Linked DNA regions of Homo sapiens: region 1 is linked to region 2. Evidence: chromatin loops called from intact Hi-C (ENCODE). Cell type or tissue: heart left ventricle. All regions are shown on one strand. Links, peaks and the distances in the headings refer to the core of each region. The heading gives the core; the rest is flanking DNA.

Region 1 (5,382 bases), core at 210-5,209, 92 kb after region 2:
CATCCCCAGGGTTGAGGAAAGCTGTGTGAGTCTACAAAGAGTTAAACATGAAATGACAGTCGGTGGGGCAATAATATAAAAATGCCTGGCCATGGAAATGAAGGGAGCAGAAACCTTTTTGTCACATAAAATCCATTATTGAGAATAAGACACTCAAGTTTCCTTTTATCTTCACAGAAAAACAGATGCAAAATGTCAGGTACTTGGGCTTTTTAAACTAAAAGGCTTAGCAAAAGCAGCTAGCCAGCTAATGTGGGCATTAAGATTATTTTTCAATCATACTTTCCCCTGTCACTAATTAATTCTTCACTTTTTCAGCTATTGTTAAGCCCTTAACTTTTTTTTTTCCCCCGGACCTAATTAGCTTGTGATGCACATGAACTTGCATGTCTGCTCCAAAGATATCTTTTGAACTCATGGGGTAGAATAGAAATCATTTTGATATTAAAAATTTCCTATAAATATATGCTGTTGTCTGGAACTTATTAGGTTAGAATGACCTATTATGTCTTCCAACTTATACAAAATATAATTTCATTAACAGTAATTGACAACTTTAGAACAAGAATGGCCCGAAGACATGTGGTAGCTACACCTTACAGCAAGCATTAGAGGTCAGCAGTAGTCAATGGGGATGCCCTGCTCTGCTGCCAGAGCCATGACTGTGGATTCTCTGTATGCCTTCAGATGATACTCTTATTTTCATCCTCGCTTCCTGGGCTTTGATTTTCTCTTTCTCATTATACATGGCCTTTATGTAAGCTCTTTCAAATCTATTTTAGAGAGAGGTAGAATATAAATGGATTCCACATATACAAATAAATATCTTGCTAGCAAAAAGACAGAAAAATCACTGTGATGGAACTGCGTCCTCAACTATTTCTCAAGGCAAAAGCACACTAACTAACATCAATTAGATGCTTATTTTGGGATGGACTCTAAGTGGGATATGCCAGTAAGAATATTTAAACTTAATATTTTCACTGCTTTTTAATTTGGAAGCTACATGTATTTAGGTGTAAGAGATGTACACATGGTATCAAAACGGGAATACTTTCCATCCTAACTTAACGATAATTTTGTTTTCATATTTATTCCATACAATCAAGGTTTAAAAGGCTAGGATTCACTTGGTAACAATAATGAGAGAACAAGCTAAAACTAATTGGAATTGCTTCACTTTCTGAAAGCTATATCATTTTGATGGTCTCCTATTCTTAGGTCAAAAGTGTGCACAAATGAGAAACAGCAGGCGGCCATAGAGTCAGGTTGGTCTGGGCTCTCATCCCAGCCCTGCCCTGGCTGTGGGCCCCAGGCCAAGACCCAGCTTCCTCGAGCTTCACTCTCCCCATCTGTGGGTTAACACAGTCCCATTCTGCAGGGTTGTCGCCAAGAGTGAGAATAATGGTCCAACAGTCCTTCTGGGTGCCTGTGATCAGCCTGCGCTTTTGCACATCGTGCACTGATGTTCCAAACTGCCTTTTGGAGCTGAGTTTACTCTCTGGTCCATTGGCTGATGAGAAAGCATTTTATCAGTTACATGCAGACACTAACTACTGACCAAGAGTTCAGGCTCAGCAGTGTCTCCACTTCTGTCCTTAGGTAATTATTTGAATACTCCAGTGAATTTTGCCCTCATTTCATAAAAATGAGTGGTAATAGGATAAAATAAAAGTACTAGTAGGAGCAACAACAAACATAGCTCTCAAACTCAAGGCAGTGAAAGCAAAACTAGAAATCCTCACATATGCCAAACGTGGAGAATTTTAAGTGCCTAATAAATTTTTAGGCACACCAAATACACACCAGCTTATTTCCAATGGCAAAGAGCAAAATTAGAGAGCATGCTTGAAAAATGGCATCAAAACTGGAATATAGAAAGTGAGGCCCACTTAGAAATTTTATATATTTTTGTTTCATTTTCAGAGAATAGAATGCCCTTTATAAGTTAGATGTGCATTTGAATTCCTATCTGTAGATCAGAAAGCAAAAACTTCAGACTTAAACATGAAACCAAAATGAAACATCAATTCTGAGTGTCTAGCCTGCTCCCCAAAAGACATCTTTTGGGCTTCCAAAAAGTAATCTATTTTTAAAAAAATCTATATTACCCTCTTAGGTTGAAGTTCCTTTATAAATTCATTCATTTGCCAAATTCTGATTGCAAAAGTGCTCATGTGCCAGACTGGCTACAAAACACTTACTGATCCATAATTAGAAACTGCCTAATCATTTCATGGTTGCAATTCCTGACTCTGAAATGTTTAAATAAAATGTTCAGTAAAAGGTTATTTATAAAAGAACCAATATTTTGATCACTACTTCAAAGGGAGGCCTGATTGTGTAAATGCAAATAACTGCCTTATTTTAGTACTTAAGGTCTCAGATTGAATGTAGCTATCTATTAGCACAACTGATCCAAAGTTTAGGAGGGACATTCTTTTAGAAGATCCCATGTATTTATTTTCTAGTTTGAAAAATGGACATTTTAATATAAATTTATAATCTAAATTTCTGTTGCCAGAATTTGGTTAAGTGGGCCTTATTTAGTATACTAGAAGAGACTATGCAAAATCATATTCCACAAAAGAATCAACATTCTCTTATAGCTTTAAAATACTATAATGTGAGCTTGAAATGCTCCACACCTGAATTGATAAGAGCATTAGGCAGTAGTTTCTATGAAGCTTTTAAAAGAGAAAGTTAACTTCTACTAAACAATTACAAGTGTTCAACTAATACAGTGTCTTCTGACCGATTTTCTAATAACAGCTTTTAAAATAAATCTACCAAACTGTTTTGACTCTTCCAATGTAAAAAAGAAATTGAAAGTTAAAGCTTAAAAATTCCCCATATAGAGAGGAAATAAACTTAAAATAGAAATTTAAAATAACTTCAATCCAAAGTAAAGCAAATCGTTTCATACACTTTCAGTAAGTATAACAAATTTTATATAGTGACCCAAAAGTCACCATTGTAGAGCTTTGCAACTCAAGACGTTTTAGCTGGAGGGGTTAAAAGTGTGGGTGTGGAAGTCAGCTTTTGTTTGAAAAATTAGCAATGCTATGAGTCATCGTGCATTAGCTGCAGAAGAGTTTTGCATCTTGTACGAATCCAGACACCATATGCCATGCGAAGGCCTATTACTTTATTCGGTGCCACCGCTGACAGGCAGCCACGTGGGTATCCCCAGCGGAAGGGCTGTCTCCTCCCGGCGGCGAGGACAGGAACCCAGTGAGCTGAACACATCCGACATTGTACGGAGCAGCAGGAACAGCTGGTAAGCTAGCAAGCGGCAACGGCCCAGCGAGGAGCGTGGATGCTAATGAGCCTGGCGACAATGCCGGCCTTCAGAGGGGTAAGTGCAATGTCGGCCGGCATGTTCCCACAACAGCCTCAAGAGTAGAATCTGCTCGTTCATGCCTTCAGTCTCATTAAAGCATGATACTGGTATTTGTGGCTTATCAAAATCAGCTGTAAATCACAAGTTATAAATCCGACCAACAGATCCAACATGATTTAAAATGTTGCACTGAAATGCAAGTAAAATTCCACAGGCATCTTTGGGTCCTGATGGAGAGGTGTTGACCAGGCACTGGGGTGGTGGGGAGCCGTGAGTTGATGGCACAGGTGGAGCAGCTGCTGCTGGTTCAGGTCCTGGTTACCATTCACAAAACTGTGTGGCCTCAGGCAAGTTATTTAACTTTTCTGGGCTTCTGTTCCCTCAACTATATTTTTTAAACATAAAAAAGTTTGTGACATAATAGATTGTGTTAAGACATTGCATTGCGTTTGCATAATACATTAAAATAGGATCATAATTGTGCCTTCCTGATAGGATTGCTTAATAACTGAATAAAATATGTGAGGTTCTTAGTGCCTGGGACAGAGCAAAGAATGGTGCAGCTAAGTAAACAGATGTCTCTCCAGGTGACCCAAGAGGACAGCTCCAAGCAGCTTCACCTCCTGGTCTTGTTCTTCTCACACAAGACAAGACAGTAGCACATCTCCTTATGAGTGAGGGGTCTATGGCATGAGATGGGGGAAGGTGTCTGGCAGACACAGTGAGATGAGACAGCGATAAGAAGGGGAGGGAGTGATGTGTGCACATCTGGGTGCTGTGGACCCCAATCTGATTACTGCGGGGGGTGGGTTTGGGCTCCTAGCAGCATCTGAAGCTCCAAGATCACCAAGTTTCTTGATGGTTCCAGGTTTACCAAAGGCTCTTTTCCGCTGAAAGTCGTTTACTTTTTCTGAATGCTCCTTTCTTCCATCAAGTCCCTGTGACGCCTATTCACCCTCCAATTGCCAGGTCACAGGCCCTCTGTGGGACGCCTTGAGGCTCTGGGCTGCACTCTGCATCACAGCCATGAGGAAACTGTGCACTGCTCTCTTCCCTAATGTGCTCTGTATTCAACAAAGAGCCCCTCCAGGGTGGGCACCGGGCCTTCCATTTGTGCACCCACAGCAACAGCACAGTGCCTGGCATACAGGAAATGGCCGATGGGTATTTTGTTGAATGAATGAGTACACTAACGAAAAAAATGCTTTTGGACTTTTCAGAATTGGTGTCTAGGAATATGAATGAGATTATCAGATTATCAGAATCAGTTGATTATTTTTTGTCAAGATTTTTTTAAGCCCTAAGTAAAAGACATTTTACTGAATGATCATCTCCAGCAAGAAATGCACCTTGCACCTCTATATCGTAGGGCAGGATGTGTGTAAATATGAGAGAGAACTACCTGGTTCTTGGAGAAAAACTTGTTTCTCAGAAGTTTTCCTGTGAGCTAAGCTCAACTTAAGGGGTTCTCCGAAGGTGTTATCTGTACTCTGTGAAAAATGGAAAGGATGCAGTGGCCTGTGAGGTGCAGATTAGTGAAAGTGGCCTTAAAGGTGAGATGATCAGCATAGAGTTTAAAAGGCCACAGAGCTCGAAACAAAGATTACATCCCAGGAGAGACCTTTGTGTAAAATACAGTGTGTCATTCACTAATGAATTTGAGCATGTCTGAATTTGGAAACCAGTCCTCTCTGACCGGCAGGCAGCTGCTGAGGCTCTCGCACACAGCAGGCATGACACTCGTGGCTCTATTGGCCACTGCTGCCTGCTCCTTATAGGACCAGCACACAACAGTGGCCAGAAACCCTGGTTCAAACTTGTCTCCCACATATTTGCTTTCTTCAGATCAGCCCTTAACTTTACGTTGTATCCTGAAATCCACAGATAAAATCAAGATAACTAGATATGGGAATGGAATGAGGATTGGAAGCCAGGTAAAGAACTGAAGAGGCTTTTCCTGACTCCCCACTCTGCCTTCCAAGGATGCCACAGGGGTAGTTCCAAAGCTAATCCCTAGGGGAAGCTCCTTTGGCCTCAGT
Region 2 (5,382 bases), core at 207-5,206:
GAGGTGGTCACAGTGTGAGGGGAGGTGGTCACACTGAGGGGAGGTGGTCACAGTGTGCGGGGAGGTGGTCATACTGAGGGGAGGTGGTCACAGTGTGAGGGGAGGTGGTCACAGTGTGAGGGGAGGTGGTCACACTGAGGGGAGGTGGTCATAGTGTGAGGGGAGGTGGTCACACTGAGGGGAGGTGGTCACACTGAGGGAAGGTGGTCACACTGAGGGGAGGTGGTCATAGTGTGAGGGGAGGTGGTCATAGTGTGAGGGGAGGTGGTCACAGTGTGAGGGGAGGTGGTCACACTGAGGAGAGGTGGTCATAGTGTGAGGGGAGGTGGTCACACTGAGGGGAGGTGGTCACACTGTGAGGGGAGGTGGGCACACTGTGAGGGGTGGTAGTCACACTGAGAGGAGGTGGTCACACTGAGGGGAGGTGGTCACACTGAGGGGAAGTGGTCACACTGAGGGGAATGGTCATACTGTGAGGGGAGGTGGTCACACTGAGGGGAAGTGGTCACACTGAGGGGAATGGTCATACTGTGAGGGGAGGTGGTCACACTGTGAAAGAAGATGATCACAGTATGAGAGGTCATCCTTCAAGAGGCAAGTGCCCAAAAATCTGTTTATAATCTAGAGCAATATTTGCCTGAAATAAACTTTAAAAGTGGTTTTACGCTATTTAACCCAGTGTCAGAACAGCAGCATACAATATGAGCTCAAAATCTTGTATAATTTTAGTAAGGTAATTGTTTTTGGTTGGTTTGATACAATTCTCCAGAAAAATTAAGGAAGAAAGAGCCAACCTCATACACATTGCAGAATATATCCACGAGGCCTTACTGGTGGCACCCAAAGTTTTCAGAACCTCCCAGTACTTAGTTGTGAGAATCAGTTGCTTTTTCCCTATCACTGCCTTTATTGCTCTAGTTTAAATCTGAATTCCTGCAACCCTCACTGACTGCTCTTTCCAATGTGTGCATAATCTCCAGCACCCCGTTGTGTCTTGCTTAGCCAAGTGGCAATGACTTTATGCCTCCATATAGCTTGAGTCTGTTTTCCTATCTATAAGCTCTTATCACTAGTAAGTTAATAATCCAACAAAACCCTGCAAGGAATTGCCTTTTCTATTCAAAATAGAAGGAATTATTGGAAGTTGAAATAAATGTACCATCAGAGTCCACAGACTCTTGATCTAGGGTGATGTTCAAGAATCACAGTGTTTGGAAAGCAGCCAGCTCAACCCTGGGGGATGTGCTTTCTAGAAGTACCCTGCTCTGGAGGGCAGATATGCAGTGGTGAAGCAAATATAGCAGATGTTAACTGTGGAGTCCAGGTGCAGGTGTGCAGGTGTTCAGTGGACAATTCTTCAACTTGTCTCTGAAAATTTTTATAATGAAATGTTAGGAAAATCTCTACTACACTGTACCTATGTGCAGCATAAGATTCTCAGCTTCAAACAACTTTATTCTTTCTGAGCCCTACCTTTTTAAATATATCAATAAAATTTGACTTGATTGTGAATTTATTCTAAGGTTTTAAAATCCCACTTCTTGGGAATTATAAGCAAGAAAACTTTTCATATAGGACCTTTCAAGTAAAAAGGTTTAATCACTCCTTTTTTTTATTTTTAAATTTTTTTATTTTTAAAACAGAGGCAGGGCGTGGTGGCTCATGCCTGTAATCCCAGCACTTTGGGAGGCCGAGGTGGGCAGATCACCTGAGGTCGGGAGTTCAAGACCAGCCTGACCAACATGGAGAGACCCTGTCCCTACTAAATATACAAAATTAGCCAGGCATGGTGGGCCATGCCTGTAGTCCCAGCTACTTGGGAGGCTGAGGCAGGAGAATAGTTTGAACCTGGTAGGCGGAGGTTGCAGTGAGCCGAGATCATGCCATTGCACTCCAGCCTGGGCAACAACAGCGAAATTCCGTCTCAAAAAGCAAAAAACAAAACAACAACAACAACAAAACAAGTATGATCTACAGATGATTTTTATCTGAAAATGAAGGGCTTGAAATGACTAACCTGGATGACTCTTGAGGACATTATGCTAAGTGATATAAGCCAGTCACAAAAAAAAGTACTACAGGGTTCCACTCATATGAGATGCCTGCGTAGTCACATTCATAGAGACAGAGGTGGTTTCCAGGGCCTGGAGGATGGGAGGGTACGGAGCTGGTGTTTAATGGAGACAGCGTTTCAGCTGACGAAGATGAGAAAGTCCTGGAGATGGACAGTGGTGAGGGTTACACAGCAATGTGAATGTACTTCATGCCACTGAACTGTACACCTAAAAATTATTAAAATAAGACATGTTGTGTATACTTTGCCACAATTAAAAATAAATTTTCAAAAGCTAGAAAAAAAATGACCATCCTTGCAGAGCTGACTACTGTTGTTTTCATTCTCATGAAACTGCCGTTACAACTGTGCAGGGTCCAATTAATTTCTGTATCTGGCCTCTTACTGTGTTTTACAGGAGGAAGATCTTCCTTCCATAGAGCAGTTAGCCCATCAAATAGAAGATGAGGAAATCAACCCGACTGAGAAGCCCAGGCAATACCTCAAAAGAGTTTTTGAGGAATCCATCTACAAAACCCTGGTGGAGAGAAGCACTCTTGACTACCTGCACTATAACCGCTACCACCTGCCCATGTACGCGTGGCCAGGCATCGTTTAGTTGTAGGCAGGGTCTCCCCTTTATGGTTTTCATTTATTTAGTTCCTGGAAACGCGCTCTGTAGAAATAGAAAAGTTCTCTGCAGCCTGGTTTGACAGCGAAGCCAGCCCCTGGTGGTTTTGTTCATTCCTTTCCTTCCCTGACTTATGCCTGTAGTTTTCTATCATCCCAGTAGGTGGCACACGGCCGTGTGCCTCTCTTCTGGGGCAGGCTCGCTTTACAAATCCCAGGCATGTTCCTGTGCAGAATAATCCATTTCAGCAATAAAATGAGATCATAGTGTGTAAAACTTGTTTTTACCTTGGGTGTGATTCTGTTTGATTTCCTGGAAACTTCCGCTGCCAGTCTTGTTAGTTCTTCACATGTTTACCCAGCAGTACTTGTGGGTGATAAAAAAGAAAATGTGCCCAGAATGGAAAATTAGTAAACAGATGATGAGAAATTAAATCTGCAGTCCAACATAAGAAGCAGTGATTGTGTAGGAAAGCTTACATGACCTTTGGAAAGGAGGAGGCTGTATTTCTGTTTCAAATTGCAGATGAGGAGCATAAAGTCACAGAAAAGTTGGGTGCTCAAGGGGTTCACACATAGGTTTTAGATTAGAACGTGGTAACGTGGTAATGGGAAGTTCATCAAAGTTCATTTTCTTTGATCCTTAGCACTGTTGCTTTGCATTGAGGGGGGCGGGGTGAAGGGGTCCCTAGTACATGTCAACTCTAATGTGGATCAGAAACCCTTTTTCTTATAAATAAAGCAAATTAATTGCCCACTAGTAACTAACTGCATGGATTCAGGAATGAGGGGGAACAACACATAAGATTGTGCTCATTTATTGGGTCTCTCAGTAGACAGTGTGACACAATTTTTCACAGCAGGGCTTAAAACTGGTTTTTGTGAACAATTCCAGTTTTTTCTTCATGTGTTGTATTTTATGTAAATGTTGAGCAAAAGTTGGCACAAGATAAGGGATACACAACTATTAGAAGGAAAGTCAGAGCTGGCATTACAGCACTGTGTACACATTATCAAACTCTCTGCTGCAAACTGCCAACTTGTTGGAACTGCAAAGTTATTTGATATTGATATTTCTGCAAAATAAAATTGTTCCAGAATACTGGACTCTTGATTTTCCCAAGGCAGGCAAAAGCAAGCAATAAATGCTCCTAATTCCTTCACATGCACGTTTTCCGCAAATGCATGGGTCACTGGGGGGAGGGTCCAGCATTGGCCATATGGTACACACTGTGTCACTTGAATGGGGAACAATTGCTACTGGTCCACTCTTCAGAATTCAGACCCAGCACACGTGGAACCATATTTCAGGGGCTGGTGAATGAGTCAGCTCAAGCAACTCTCCTCCCCTGTCCCATTCCCCTGAAAGGACCTGGGTCAAACTCATAAGCAAAAGGAGTAAGTTTCTGTGACAGGTCCTGGGACCCCTGGATGCAGATTAACAGAACAATCTCGGAGGATCAACAGTTATGACTTCTGTGACCAAGTATTAGCATTAAAAAGCCTCCAGTCACATAAAAGTGACCCCAAATGACAATGTCAACCTTAATACCAAATCATGCATAAATGTGACAGTAAGTTTTCCTTTGCTGCCTTTTGAAAAAGGAGTGTTAGTGCTCCATAAGTATCACAGCAGACTTGAAAATATCTAGAATATATTTTAGTGTACAAAGTATATTGGGTGACATTATTTTAATCCTTATCTCACACTTCGAAAGTGGGTAATTTACAAGCTATTTAGCATAGATGCTAAATAATTTCCTGAATCTAAGAATCTTAGCATATCTGTTCAGACTTGAAAACTTTATCACTGAACAAGTTGCCTAAGAATAAAAGAGGAATTCAAGAGTTGTTGGTTATAACTTGCAATTGACTATTCTAAGGGCTTTGGGAAAATAACGGTGAAGATAAAGCCTGGCTTTTAAAAGGAAGGGCTTGAAACAGACCAATATTTGGACTTGGCTTGCACAAGGCATGAATTCCGTAAGTGGATTGAATGCTTGGCGTCTCTACATATTTCAGCACTTGCTGCTGAGCTGGGGACATCTTGGGCTGTAAGCCTGATCTTGGAATTCTACAGTTTTAAGCAAAGAATATTAATCAGAAAATACCAAAGTTAATTTTCCAAAGTTTTATTCCCCCAAATCACATGCAACAACCCCGCCTTCTGATGCCTCTAATTGCTCTCCCAACAGATGTCAGTTTTTAATAAAGAGTGTAACCACCGCCTTTCCAAAAATGGCTTATTATGGTTTTACTACACTCAAACATCACAGGAGGGCAAGAGAAAAATCAACGATGAAGTGAGGGAGGGAAGGAAATATGGCATGGAGCATAAAATGTAAAGCCAGCCAATCAATATTTACCCTTTCAAGAGGGAGAGAGAGAGAGGAGGGAGGGAGGGAGGGAGGGAGAGAGAGAGAGAGAGGGTGCGCATCCGAGTGAGCCAGTGTTAGCCAAGAAGCAGGGAGCAGGGCTCGAAAGTCGCTGAGCGCCGAGTGCGAGGAGCTGTTGATTGTTTTCTGGTTGAAAGAAGAAGTGATGATAAGGCTGGGATAAAGTGAGCGCCGGCAGGGGCGCAGAGCCCGCAGCTGTATGCTAATGCTCACAGAAACCAAGCCTCCGCGTCCCCCATTAAAGCAGGCGACCAGGAGGCCACACATCACTGAACAAATAGGCTCTCTCTAGACAAATAAAAT

What was found. Hi-C counts contacts between places; a loop is a spot of excess contacts. Peaks named below come from ENCODE experiments on the same cell type or tissue, not always from the same donor. Only the 100,000 strongest peaks of a DNase experiment are listed, where the experiment ranks them.
Region 1: a loop joins it to region 2, with 2.3 times the contacts of the local background. A loop is called at or near these places in 9 of 110 quality-filtered maps.

Annotation. Positions count from the first base shown.
Region 1 is chr20:20,449,309-20,454,690 of GRCh38, forward strand. All of the region lies in intron 37 of RALGAPA2 (Ral GTPase activating protein catalytic subunit alpha 2), which reads right to left. Among named protein-coding and RNA genes, the nearest start is that of INSM1, 84 kb to the left of the region's middle. RefSeq lists an enhancer at 3,462-3,571. In heart left ventricle, for the core only: no CTCF peak of the experiment used is centred there; DNase peaks (open chromatin) are centred at 1,323 and 3,253; H3K4me3 peaks cover 638 bases; H3K27ac peaks cover 226 bases.
Region 2 is chr20:20,357,739-20,363,120 of GRCh38, forward strand. It overlaps CFAP61 (cilia and flagella associated protein 61), which reads left to right. Exons shown (of 27, transcript NM_015585.4): 27 at 2,472-2,960. The coding sequence ends at 2,672. Among named protein-coding and RNA genes, the nearest start is that of INSM1, 7.7 kb to the right of the region's middle. RefSeq lists an enhancer at 2,707-3,001 and a silencer at 2,707-3,001. In heart left ventricle, for the core only: a CTCF peak has its summit at 2,825 (motif pointing right); no DNase peak of the experiment used is centred there; H3K27me3 peaks cover 1,971 bases.